2 separate regions of the Homo sapiens genome follow, and region 1 is linked to region 2. A link is a contact called in ENCODE Hi-C or POLR2A ChIA-PET data. All regions are on one chromosome and are shown on one strand. Each heading gives the region's core, a stretch centred on a gene start or an enhancer-like site at or near the end of the contact. The rest is flanking DNA. Distances are from core to core; before and after follow the strand shown.

Region 1 (6,792 bases), core at 1,431-3,930, 58 kb before region 2:
CCGGGTCCCGTTCCTGGTTTTGAGATATGGCTTGTTCTGGAGTGACAGCCACCTGTTGCCTCAGCCCCCCTCCTCCTTGGAGGGCAGCAGGCCTCTTCTCCAGGGTGGCCTTAGGGCTACCTGGCCCAGCGGGTTGGCATTTGCTCTGCCAGGGGCCTGCTCTGTGAAGAGATAGAGGAAGGAGAGAGGATGGGGTGGGGTGCGGGGAGGAGGTGCCTAGGAGCCCCCATGTGCCCTGGGGACTGGAGAACAGCAGGACAGAACACGGGATGTGGCTGCTGCAGTTGGAAGGGACCTTCCGTGATGGGTGCCCGCTACCCCAGGGCACTCGTTCCCAGAGACAGCACGAGACCATCTATAGCATCGCTGCTGTTGCATCACAGCTCTCTCTGACCAGTGTATAGAGAGGTGGGTGTCTCTATATTGCTCTGTTTTACAGGCGAGGAAACTGAGGCTCAGAGAGGTGAGGCCCCTGGCCCAAGGTCACACTGTGGGAAATGCAGCTTAGAGGCCTGAGCCCTGTCCCGTCTGGCTGCAGAGGTGGGATCTCCACCTCCAGCCCTTACTGGGTGGTGTGGGCTCCACGGGGGCCACACGGCCACACACACAGGTGACCGTGGGTCCCTGGGCTGTCACTGTGCAGGGCATGGGGGGAGGTGGGTGGCAGGGGCAGCGAGAGGGAAGGCTTGGCATTCTGCTTGTGTCTTTGTGTCTTTCTGCCTCAGTTTCTATTTCCCATCCTGTCCGTCTCCATCTCCCTGCATCTCCCCGCGTCTCCCTGCGTCTCCCCGCATCTCCCCATGTCTCCCCGTGTCTCCCCGCGTCTCCCCGCATCTCCCCATGTCTCCCCGCATCTCCCTGCGTCTCCCTGTGTCTCCCTGCATCTCCCTGCGTCTCCCCGCGTCTCCCCGTCTCTCCCTATGTCTCCACCTCCCCTCTGGGGCTCTGTCTCTCTCCACTTTCTCCCTGAGGCGCTCACTGTGTCCCTCTCACTGCATCTGTGGCTGTCCCTGTCTCTCTGTCTCCCCTTGGACTGTCTCTCAGTGCCTGTCTCATCTCAGTCTCTGTGCCACGCCCTTGCCCAGCCCCCCAAGAAGGGGGTCCTCTGACCCCAGGTATGCCTCTAATGCTGGCCCCTTCTCTCTCCCGTCTGTCTGTCTGTGTCTGTGCGTCCCGGGCGGGCCTGCAGCGGCCGAGCTGCGGCTACGTGCTGTGCACCGTGCTGCTGGCCCTGGCTGTGCTGCTGGCTGTAGCTGTCACCGGTGCCGTGCTCTTCCTGAACCACGCCCACGCGCCGGGCACGGCGCCCCCACCTGTCGTCAGCACTGGGGCTGCCAGCGCCAACAGCGCCCTGGTCACTGTGGAAAGGGCGGACAGCTCGCACCTCAGCATCCTCATTGACCCGCGCTGCCCCGACCTCACCGACAGCTTCGCACGCCTGGAGAGCGCCCAGGCCTCGGTGCTGCAGGCGCTGACAGAGCACCAGGCCCAGCCACGGCTGGTGGGCGACCAGGAGCAGGAGCTGCTGGACACGCTGGCCGACCAGCTGCCCCGGCTGCTGGCCCGAGCCTCAGAGCTGCAGACGGAGTGCATGGGGCTGCGGAAGGGGCATGGCACGCTGGGCCAGGGCCTCAGCGCCCTGCAGAGTGAGCAGGGCCGCCTCATCCAGGTAGGGCTGGGGTCTGCATCTTGGGGTCTTGCTGGAGGCGAGGGGTTGGTGCTGCTGCTGCCATGTGCCAGGCGCCTGATGTCCATGGCCTCACTTAATCCCCAAGGCCCCAGACAAGGGGCTACTGCTGTTCCCATCTACAGACAAGCCCATGAAGCTCAGGGAGGCGCAGTCACTCATCCAGGGCCGCACAGCTACTGGGAGCCAGGATTCAAATCCTGTTTCTTTCCCGGTGACCCGGTAAACTGTACAGCACCCCACGGCACTTGGCACTCAGTAAATCCAGGGCTTGGGGCTTCCCCAGTGCTCCAGGGTACAGGTGAGGCAGGGCATTCCCCCATCAGGAGCAAATCGAGGCTCAGAGAGGGGATGCGACTTGCTGAAGGGCATGTGGCTGATCAGTGCTACCCCCTCAGAGCCGCACCCCATCTCTCCATACCCCCTCCCAGTTCACACCATGCAATACCCACAGCTTCCCAGGGACAGAGAGACCAGTCCAGGCAGCCCAGCCAGACCCCTAGCCTGTCCCAAACCACCTCCACCCTCCCCACCCCTGCCCCCAGCCAAGCCAGGCTCCAGCCAGCTCCAGGTGGGTCTGGGTGAAGGCTTTCCAGCTTCGGCTCTGAGACCATGCTGGAAGCACCACCCACAAGAAGTTCCTCCTTCATAGGATGAGGGATTTGGGATCGTCTCATCTGCCTCCACCATTTTCCAAGACAGAAAATGGTGGCCTAGAAATGGGTGGTGATTTTTCCTGGGTGCCGTGGCCAGGTCAGACCTGGAATCCAGCCCCTGCTGGAGCCCTGCCCGGCCCCTGGCCCTGTGCCACGTTCTCCCGGTGACTCAGATCCCTGGAGGCTAGGAGCCAAGCCCCTGCCCCCACGGGCGCCCAAGCCCCTTCCGCCCCACCGCCCCCAGCAGCCACTGAGAGATCCAGGCATTTGGTCACTCAGCTGCTCATGAGCAATGGGCCCTTTCCCTCCCTTTGAAGGCAGCAGCTGGAGAAATTACAGTCCTCATCACCCTGTCTGGGTGACTGATGGGAAGGTGGCTTCCCCCTCCCGGGGTAGAGGGATGTTTAGACCGCCTTCCAGCTGCCCCTCCATGTGCAACTTCCCCAGGCCTCATCAGCAGGGCTGGGGGCTGGGGGTACCTCCTGACTTTCTGGCTGACCTGGGACCCCCACCTCACTCCAAATTGCTCAGCCCCTGGTCAGCTCAGGCCCAGTTCATGAAGGCCCACCCTTAGAGCTGGGGTGGGGTATTTAGAAGGAGGGACCCCAGAGTCCTGCCCTCCCAATAGCCTGCGCAGAGGTACAGAGTATTCCCACAAGACTAACAGCCTTTCTGGGCCCAGGAGTGCCAGCTCACCTGACATATTTACTTCCCCAAAAATGTTTGATTTGACTCATTCCCCACAGACTGGATGATTCAAGAGACAGTGGGTCTTTATGTTTCATTCAGAGGCAGCGAGCCGTGCTCCTAACTCCTCCCTTCCAAGCTTCCCAGACCCTCAGCTGATCAGCACAGATGTGGGTTTCTCAAAGCTGTGCCTACAGGCAGCCTGGGTTGGAATCGCCAGAGGTGCTTGTTAAAAGGCAGCTTCCCGGCCAGGTGCAGTGGCTCATGCTGTAATCCCAGCACTTTGGGAAGCCGAGGCGGGCAGATCACTTGAGGTCAGGAGTTCAAAACCAGCCTGGCCAACATGGTGAAACCCCGTCTCGACTAAAAATACAAAAATTAGCCAGGCGGGCGCCTGTAATCCCAGCTACTCAGGAGGCTGAGGCAGGGAAATTGCTCGAACCCGGAAGGCAGAGGTTGCAGTGAGCCGAGATCACGCCACTGCACTCCAGCCTGAGCAACAGAGCGAGACTCTGTCTCAAAAAAAGGAAAAGGCAAGTTCCTGGGCCTCATCCCCAACCCCCTGCAGCCCCCCAGCCGGGGTTGATTCTCATGTGTAGTCCCTGAGGCCTGCTGGTCACGGCTGAGCTGAGCCATTCTGCCCTGAGGGTGTGAGTCCGCAGAGCTGGGATCCAGTCCAGGCCCCATCTGTGCCAGCTGTGGGATGCCGGGCAGGTTGCTTCCCCTCTCTGGGCTGGGTCTTGTCACCCGTGAGATGTGCATAACACAGTCTATGCTGAGGGGATATTGGAGCGCCTGGCTACAGGGCTTGGCTGGCTCTGTCACGTGGGGGATACTCATGGTCTGCACCATCAACGTCTCCTTATTATTATAGTAGAAATTGTTTGTGAGCTGAAATTTAAACCTATAGGGAGCCACCATGCCACTATTGAAAACTCCCTTTTCTTTTTTCTTTTTTTTTTTTCGAGACAGTCTTACTCCGTCACCCATGCTAGAGAGCAGTGGCACAATCAGGGCTTACTGCAACCTCCACCTCCTGGGCTCAGACAATCCTCCCACCTCAGCCTTCTAAGTAGCAGTCACTACAAGTGTGCACCACCATGTCTAGCTAATTTTTTTGATTAAAATTTTTTTGTAGAGAGGTCTTGCTATGGTGCTCAGGCTGGTCTCAAACTCCTGGCCTCAAGCAATCCACCCACCTCGGCCTCCCCACGTGCTAAGATTACTGTGTTGGGCCGAAAATCCCTTTTCTGGTAGGAGTGATAGGCCTATACCATGTGCTGGGCTCCGCGTTAATAGGCACTTTGCAGCCCCATAACGCCAGGAGGTTAGTACATTTGTTATCCCATTTTATTTTATTTTAATTCATTTATTTATTTTTTGAGACACGGTTGTCTCGCTCTGTCACCCAGCTGGAGTGCAGTGGTTCAATCTCGGCTCACTGCAACCTCCGCCTCCCAGGTTCAAGCGATTCTCCTGCCTCAGCCTCCTGAGTAGCTGGGACTACAGGCGCCCGCCACCACGCCCGGCTAATTTTTTTGTATTTTTAGTAGACACAGAGTTTCACCATGTTGGCCAGGCTGGTCTCAAACTCCTGACCTTAGGTGATCCACCCAACTTGGCCTCCCAAAGTGCTGGGATTACAGGCGTGAGCCACCACACCCGGCCTTGTTATCCCATTTTATGGAGAGGCAGACTGAGGCTCTGAGTGACAGGTGCGTGTGCAAGCTCACTCACACAGCTAAGCAGTGCCGGGGACAGCAGCTCTGACACCACTACCGCTAAGCGCTGTCCAGCCCTCCCCTGATGCGCCTCTGCAGCTCGGCAAGCAGGGACTCACTTCCCCATTAATTCGGGGCATGTTTATATGTACATTTTCAACTTTAATCATCTGCTGGTTTAAACAGAGGTCTTCCCTGCCCGTTAGCAAGAGGGAGGAGGCCGTGCCTGAGTTTTTTTTAGTGCGTTGTGGCCGTGTTGACTCAGATAAATGGGCAGTACCAGTGTGACTTAACCAAGTGATGTTTGCCGCACACACATCGCACGGCGGCCCCCACCTACCGTCTTCCCTCCTGCCCCGGTTGGGGTGTGCTGCCTGTGTCCCTCTGTGGGGCGTGCCCAGTGGAGCTCGTCTACAGGATGCTGCCGTGAAACCCAAACGCCCTGCCTGCCCATCTCTGCTCCTCTCTCCCCTGGCCTCAGCCCTCACTGAATCACCTGCTCAGCAGAGGGGAAACTGACAGGGAAACTAAAAGCTTTGCAGGGCCCCTGCCTCTGGACGAGCCGGGAATCATATTTTGTAAACTGCCGGCACTGTATATTTCTATTTTCCTTCCACGAATGGGCTATTATCTGGCAAGTGACATGTTAGGTGTATAAAGACCCGGCCGGCTCCATGCTCACTGGCTGGCCAGCTATAGCTTGCCCACTACCCCCTCACCCTCCACGTGGTCCTGCAGCCTCCTGAAGCCCAGGGTGGGGGCAAGAGACCTCAGACCCTTCAGGCACTCAACACAGGCAGAGGCGCTGGGGGACAGCATTGCGCTTGCCAAGCTCCAACCCCAGGGCTGTGTTGGAGGGAGGGGCGGGGGTGAAGGATGGAGAACAACGGCTGAGCTCCCCAGCCCAGGCTCTCCTGAATCCCCCCGCTCAGAGAAACAGGGCTCATTATCCTGGGTTACAAGGAAATGGAGACGTGGAGAGATTCGGACACTGTTCCGGGGTCACGCAGCTAGTGAACGGGGGAGGGACTGGAGTCAAAACACAGACAGTCAACACCAGAACCTGGGTCCAAACCACCGCCCCGTCCCCACCCTGACCCTGGTCTCCTACACAAGAACACAGCCCCGGGCCCCTTTCCTGCCAGCCCGCCCTAGGGAAGTGGCCTGAGTCCTGGTCCCTGCCCCCAGTGCCATCCTTCGCTCTCAGGGATTGCTCTTTCGGGGCCTCAGTTTCTCCATTTGTCACAAGAGATGACAACCTGAAGTCCTCCCTCTTTGCAGCGTGGTGGGGGACCCAGTGAGGTCATGGACATCGGAGAGCCCCAGAAACTCAGAGTGATGTTTGCATGGGGAGTGGGGGTGGGACGGGGGAGCCTTGTTGGTCCAGAAGCCTGAGGGGCTGCGCAAAGGCTCCTGTGGCCTCCCCAGCCTCAGGGCACCCCTCTGTCAAGTGCAGATCAATCACTCCTACCTCAGCAGCCTTGCTCGGGATCGGAAGAGGCAGCGGTGGGGATGTCTGGTAGCCTGGAAGGTGCTGTGGGAACTTGGTGTGCTGAGTACCCGGCCGGTCCTTGCCGCTGTGCTGGGCACCTCCCATGTGTTGTCACTGGTCCCCATAGCAGTTTGGCCAGGCCAGGGGAGACGAGGCGTGGTGAGGACATTCGCCCCTAGTCATATAACCGGCAAGTGGACGTGTTGGGCTCCAGCTGGATTTGCCCAACACGGGGCACTCTCTCCCCACCTGGCACGGCCTCCTCCAGTTTACTCTTCCCTGGGCCGAAGAGATGGCCGAAGAACGCAGCCTGGGGCAGCAGGGGTGGCAGGTGCCTGCTGGAGCCTCCTTCCCCTCCCGCCTGCTCCCCGGCCCTCCCAGCCCTCGAGGCCCCAGAGCACAGGCTCCATCATAGCCTGGCTGGCCCCTCAGACCACCTTGGACAGGGACCCAAGGGGCAGGGCAGGGCGGGGCCTTGAGCCAGAAGCCCACCTCTGCCTCAGGAGAGGGCCCACTCTGGCCAGTGACCTGCTATGTGCGCCACCCCAC
Region 2 (6,639 bases), core at 3,944-6,443:
GGAGAGGGGAGGAAAGGAAGGAAGGAAATAAATGAAGCATTTTGTATCTACTGATGGAAGGGCACACCATCTCCCCTGATCCACTCTTACTAAAAGAGAAACAGTCAAACCTGAATGTGATGAGGCCGTTCCAGATCCAGCCACCCATTACTAGGAATACTGAAGTCAGAGGAACATATTAAATCACACCATGGGAGACAATGAGCAAAACCCAGAACGTACGAAACTCTAAGGATGGTTTCTTCAATAAACAGCAAGGGAAATAAAGACATGGAGAGGGGGCTTATAGAGGAGACTTAACAGATCAGCAGATACACTGTGCACCATATTTGGACCTCAGGCCAAATACACAGTTAAAAAAAAAAAAAAAAGGGTGGCTGTGCACAGTGGCTCACACCTGTAATCCCAGCACTTTGGGAGGCCAAGGCAGGCAGATCACCTGAGGTCAGGAGTTCTAGACCAGCCTGGCCAACATGGTGAAACCCCATCTCTACTAAAAATACCAAAAATTAGCTGGGTGTGGTGGCGGGTGCCTATAATCCCAGCTACTCAAGATGCTGAGACAGGAGAATCGCTTGAACCCGGGAGGGAGAGGCTGCAATGAGCCAAGATTGCACCACTGCACTCCAGCCTGGGTGACAGAGTGAGACTCCGTCTCAAAAAAACAAAAAGAAAGGAAGAAAAGAAAGGGAAGAGCAAGAAAGAGGCAGAAAAAAACCCTCCTGTAGTCAGGAAGGACCACTTCAGTGCAGCAGCAGCCCTTACCCCAGACGTCGGACTTGATGGAGAACTTGTTGTAGGCCAGGCTCTCGGGTGCAGTCCATTTGATGGGGAACTTGGCTCCAGCATGGGCTGTGTAGGTGTCCCCTGTCATCAACCTGCTCAGGCCAAAATCAGCTACCTTCACCAAGTGGTTCTCCCCTACCAGGCAGTTTCGGGCAGCAAGATCTCTAAGAAAGGAAAATGTTCACCCATGAGAGCTCCTGGCCAACCTTCCACTTCACAAATCCACCACTGCTGAGCAAAGGTGCAATGCTGACAATGGAAAGATTGAGTCCAATGCCCTGGAAGTTTGTATTAATGCCCACGGCAATTAACACAGTGCCAGCCTCTCAGCAAACACACCCTGAGATCCCAACATGGGGAGAGGCTGGTGCTGGGAGCGGGCTCCCTGGCCTCATGACCTGGAGCAAGTTAATTACCCTGGGACTCAGTTACCTCATCCGTAAAATGAAGACGATAATAATGGCACCTACCTCTTAGGGTTGCTGTGAGTGTAATTAATTAATATGCTAAGTGCTTTGATTGAAGTGTCGAGAATAGTAAGTGCAGTTATTGCTACTCTATGCCAGGCACGGAGACAAACACTGAGCCCAGTCCTTGATTGCAAGAAACTTCTATCAGAGTGCATCTCCACTTGTCCTATTCAGACTTGATGGGACAAAATAAAACAAAGCCCATGGCATTCTTTACCCAAACTGTGTTTCCTACTTCCCTCTTTCTTCCTGAGGTGTACCCAAATGTATCCTAAAAAACTCTCTCCTGTATAATCTGCTTCCTCTCACTTCCTGATTCTCCCAGGGAGGTAGGAGTCTAATCTTTGGTTCATGAACATTAACCATGAAATCACAAGGCAAACGGGAAGAGCGGAATGAGAGGGGGCAGCAGCTTGAGGTGATGGCTGCGTGAGATAGCCTGATCGTCAGCAACAAGAGTGAAATTAAATACAGAAGAGTTGTGCCTAAGAGGATTTTGATAAAGCATTTTAAGTTCGCTTGAATGAAGAAGGAACGGACCCGGCCGTGCCAGGCAAACCAGAAGTCAAGCAATCTCAATTTGCAGCATCAGAGGATTCACTTTCCTGAAAGCCAGGAGTATCTGGATCAGGCTCTCATGGAGCATAGAAAATCTGTCTTACAAGGAGCCGCCAGCATTTCACACATGCTACCCTTATTCCTTGCTATGAAATCTCATGTAGAGGTTTCATACTTGAGCTAATTGGGTAGGAAAGGTCACAGTGGTGGTGTGGAGAACATCTCGTATAAAAGACGCCAGCAAAGCCCATCAGGCTCTGTCCTGCACAGGCCGTCGCTTTGCTGGGAAGCCATTTCCACCAGCAAAGAATTTGAAGACCAAGATAATTGTGGCACATTTGAAGGTCAAAACACTTCAGGGTTTAAAACAGCAAAGACACTTAATTTAGACCTCCACATACACAATTCTGACAATTGTGGAAACATCCCTGAATCAGAGGACAGCAAGTTAAGTGGAGAATGAAAAGATAATAAAGAGAAAGCAGGAAAAAAAGACACACACACTAAAAAACAAAAGCCATGTACTGGTTGTTCCCATGAGTTTGCGTAAAAGCAATGCCAGCGGCTCCCAGGAAGAGGCCATTACTGCTGGGCGCTGGCCCCGGAGGAACAATGAGTACTCTCTTTCAGAGGGGACTGTGATTATTAGGAAGGACGCCTTTTATGAACTTCATTTAATATTCCACTTAGCCCAAAATGGTTCAAAAATGAAATATTCCTTACTCCGGGGATTAGCTGCTCCACTGGTCCAGAGTCTAGGCCTGGCTGAATTTAGCCCTGGATGCATGCCCAAAGCTGGCTTTGCCAGGAGCCTAGTGTTTGCCTTTGTTCCAAGGTCCAATGTGTTGCCAGCACTGAGGTTAGAAGCTGCGCCCTGAGACCTCCTAGGCTGGGGCTTTTTGTAAAAGGCTGCCCGGCTCCACGCCCTGTGACTCCATGGCGCAGGCTGCCTGGCCAGGCCCCTACCTGTGGATGAAGTTTTTCTTCTCCAGGTACTCCATGGCTGACGAGATCTGAGTGGCCATGTACAGCAGCACCACGGCGTTCACCTCCTGCCGGTTGCACTCCCTCAGGTAGTCCAGGAGGTTCCCGTAGGTCATGAACTCAGTGATGATATAGAACGGGGGCTCCCGGGTGCAGACCCCTGCCAACAAGACAACGAGGACTTCAACACGTGGCTCCGCTCCCAACTGAACAAACAACTGTCTAAAGAAAAAGCCTTCTGAAGGATTCTGACTCTGCTCCTCAGTCCTGGGCCCAACTTCCAACATGGTCCCAAGCACCTGCATCCTGAGACTGTGCTCGTGTGGGAGGGACATGGCCAGGCTCTTTTCTTCTTCTCAAGCCAGTGAACTTGAATTTACGCAGGGAGAGGCTGCCACAGAATTCAGACGCAGACCTGGCCCCACCTCAAATGACCTTCACCACCGTCAGTTTACCCCTGAATGGTTAGGTCTGATGGTTATGTGTCTACTTACAGAATCACTTCAGTGAGAAAACTCTGGAAAATGCCCAAGTTTCAGAAACTAATTTCAGATTTGCATTTGACTGCTTTTAGGTATCCACTTAAAATAATCACATTCTCCCTCTCATACATACATGTGCATATGTGCACACACGCACACACCCATCCCATACAGGCCTCATTTTACCCGCGGCTGAACGTCGGCAGAGCACAAATATTCCAACGAGGTTTTGTGCAGTGAGCCGCCCGTGCGTCTTCCCCAGCGCCTGTGTCACCCTGGGGGTGCGGCGCGAGACCCTCTCTTCAGAGCCCCGGGCTTACTCACCAAGGAGCTGCACCAGGTTAGGGTGTTTGATCTCTTTCATGACTGCAGCTTCTTTCAAGAACTCTTCCACCTCCATGGTGTCCTCCTGCAGAAGGAAAAAAACGAAGGTGAAATTATTTCAGGAAGTGCTTTTCAGTGGGTAAGTACTTGACTAGTTAATGCAAAATGGAGCTTCAGCGCATACTCGTCCTGGGCTGCGTTTTGTGACAGCCACATTGCTGCAGACAGGTTCCATGACAGCTGACCAGCAACTTGATGGCAGAAAGAATTTTCCCCTTTGGGGCCAAACTTTTCAATTCTCCCCCAGGCAACAGGGCAAAGCTGGCTTGCATGTGCCGACAACCTGCTTCTGGTGCCTGCTAGGCAGGCCACATGTGCTTCCCCACCTCTTGGAGCTCGTGGGGGTGTGGGAGAGCTATACGGGCAAACACCACAAACGTGACACACTTTCCCCAGGGAACCTGGTTTCCAAGGGGTGCTAACACACTCAGCCTAAAAAACATCACCTGAAGAATCTGAAATGTACCTGATTTAAGGGAAGAGACCCTCATGACAAGAAAGAGGTATTGCATCACAAAGAAGAACGATGTCTCAAAGTACAGTAGCAACAGAGGATGCTGAACTATTCTGGCACGTGGTCGTGGGCTCTTAATGAAGCAGTCATCACTGTCTGTCAGGTCAATTACTCACAGTCTAAAATAATCCTCACCAGCAGCTCCCCTACCAACAAATTCATAAGGATCATCAGTACATGTCACATTTTAACAAGTCCATGGTATCTAAATGCCAAGGGGGAGAAAAAGATAGGAGCATGGGCCCGGGACAGACAGGCCGTGACTTCTACAGGTCCTCTCATCTTTTCAGTCTGGGGTCAAGTCTGAAGTGCCGTGGCACTGAGCCCTGGGGAGAGCCCCATGACACAGAGCCTTGACCTTGGCCTACATCACTAAGCCTCTTTTTGACTTAAAAAATGCTACTGTCTACTGAACTGACTATCAGAACAAGAAGCAGGTGGGTGTTAAATGATATGGTCTGTTTGCTGCGAAAACCTGGCTACAAAGGCCAAAGGAGGAAGCGAGATGCCTCCAAGTTTCAACAGAGTTTGGAGAGAAAAGACTGCAGGGGAACAGAGAGTGAATGGCTTAAAAATTAGGCTCCCCAAAGAGGAAGGCTTGATCAACTTTCTATTAAACGTAGAACCTTGTATGTTCCGGCCCGTTTGGGAGACACCGTGTCCTGATGGTCCTGCTTGCTATGGCTGCCCCAGTTCCCCACCCTGCTGTGGGGGAGGCTTCCAGAGGACGGGCCAACCTTTACTTACAGCCTTCTTGCTTTGGCCAATCCTGTTTACAAGTGAAGCGTGACCAATGAGGCTATGTGTCAGCCCATTATCTCTTAGCTCAGGGCTCCGTGAGGCTGAAACTTGGAAACAATTTATCGCTCTTTAAAAATGGTGAGCTGCTCTTAATGTCAATTAAACCTCATTGGTAGTCACCATGCCAAGCTGTCCGAGGGGGAAAGAGCTCACCTCTGTCACCACCCCATTGGCCGTTTAATTCTTCTGAGCCCTCTCTGCTCCTTAATGTGCTCAGCAGACCATGCTGTTTTTTGGCATGGAGTGCTCTGATTTACCAGGGTGACATGCTAATGTCAAAGGCTGGACAGTGAACGCCTGCCAGTATCCGGGGATTCAATGCTGCTCACGTATAGGACTGGGGCTTTAAGAATCTTGCTTGATCAACAATATGGTTAAAAAGTAGCTCTCAAAGGAAGCTTTCGAAGCAAGTGGGGTTTTTCTGTTTTGAAGACTACATAATAAACCACATACAATGAAATCATTTCATAAATATCATTTGCTTTTATAGCTACTGACCCTCTTCTAAAAGACCCATGTAATAATCTTGAGAGGTATGTACATGCAAAAGGAACATGGCTCTCAAAGGCAGCCCTCTTCTCATCTGTCTCTCTTACATACACACAAACACACAAGGGAGGAAAGTACAAATAATTCCTTTTCTTATAGAAAAATCAATGTGAATTTGTCTCCCCCTGCTGGAATCAGACCTTGTCCAATTTATAATTTTAACTATTAACAACAGCTGGCCGAGTGTGGTGGCTCATGCCTGTAATCCCAACACTTTGGGAGGCCAAGGTGGATCACCTGAGTTCCGGAACAACCTGGTCAACATGGTGAAACCCCATCTCTACTAAAAATACAAAAATTAGCCAGGCGTGGTAGCGCATGCCTGTAGTTCCAGCTACTCAGGAGGCTGAGGCAGGAGAATCACTTGAATTCGGGAGCAGGAGGTTGCAGTGAGCCAAGATCGCACCACTGCACTTCAGCCTGGGCGACAGAGTGAGACTTCATCTCAAAATAGAAAACCAAAACAACAACAACAAAACAGCCTACGTTTGTAGTTGTGTTAAACTGGAAATATCCCTGACGCAATTCTGTGACATTCCTTTACTTTCATTAAAAAAATTCCTATCATTTTGCTGAAGAAAATTCTCTTTATATAGTAAAATAAAGCTAACTCAGATGAATGAGGTGAAGGAAACACTTTGAGTGAAAGCTATGAATTTTCAGCCTGGTCTCTTCTGTGCTTGTTAGGGAGGGAGATGGGTCAACTGGCCTCTTTGCACGGACTGACGAGGCTGGCCCAGATGCAGATGAACATTCTGGGCGGTACGGCGGAGCGGTTAAGAGAATGACTTGTGGATTATACTGACCTAGCTCTGCTGCTGTGTGACCATGGTAAGTTACTCACCTTCTCTGAGCCTGTTTTCTCATCTGCACAACAGAAAGAATGTCAGTATCTCCCTTGTGCACAGAGTGCCAAGAGCAGTTCCTGGCATGAGGCCAGCACTCACTCAGCGGTGCTTGCTTTTATTACTATTAAGGCAGTTTATCTCTATTCCTGAGTAGACCGAACAGATAGCTTGTAGAAAACAAAGGCTGGTTCTTTAATGAATACTAGGGTTGTTTGTCTTCTCACAGATACATTCTCCCAGACTCAACATCTCACAGGTATTTT

The links. A loop is a pair of places that touch in the nucleus more often than their neighbours do. ChIA-PET counts read pairs that join two places held with the same protein, here RNA polymerase II (POLR2A). Pooled maps may share reads with other maps.
Region 1: a map of Right ventricle myocardium inferior shows a loop between it and region 2 (11-fold over the local background). The contact joins two enhancer-like sites. A Hi-C loop is called at or near these places in 44 of 168 maps with a recorded cell type or tissue (Calu3, GM12878, GM13976 and 19 more), 16 of 37 single-sample maps with no recorded cell type and 23 of 50 pooled maps. POLR2A ChIA-PET finds 5 or more read pairs at or near these places in 5 of 52 experiments (A549, GM12878, K562 and 2 more).

What each region holds. Positions count from the first base shown.
Region 1 is chr9:130,924,444-130,931,235 of GRCh38, reverse strand. FIBCD1 (fibrinogen C domain containing 1) reads left to right here. Exons shown (of 7, transcript NM_032843.5): 2 at 1,190-1,669. Among named protein-coding and RNA genes, the nearest start is that of FIBCD1, 11 kb to the left of the region's middle. RefSeq lists enhancers at 960-1,504, 4,991-5,040. Within about 2 kb of position 2,680, at least 6 of the 41 ENCODE cell types and tissues checked have a DNase peak (open chromatin) inside an H3K27ac peak, as active enhancers do.
Region 2 is chr9:130,869,179-130,875,817 of GRCh38, reverse strand. ABL1 (ABL proto-oncogene 1, non-receptor tyrosine kinase) reads right to left here. Exons shown (of 11, transcript NM_005157.6): 5 at 3,605-3,689; 6 at 2,781-2,958; 7 at 766-950. Among named protein-coding and RNA genes, the nearest start is that of QRFP, 24 kb to the left of the region's middle. RefSeq lists an enhancer at 4,726-4,925. Within about 2 kb of position 5,193, at least 7 of the 41 ENCODE cell types and tissues checked have a DNase peak (open chromatin) inside an H3K27ac peak, as active enhancers do.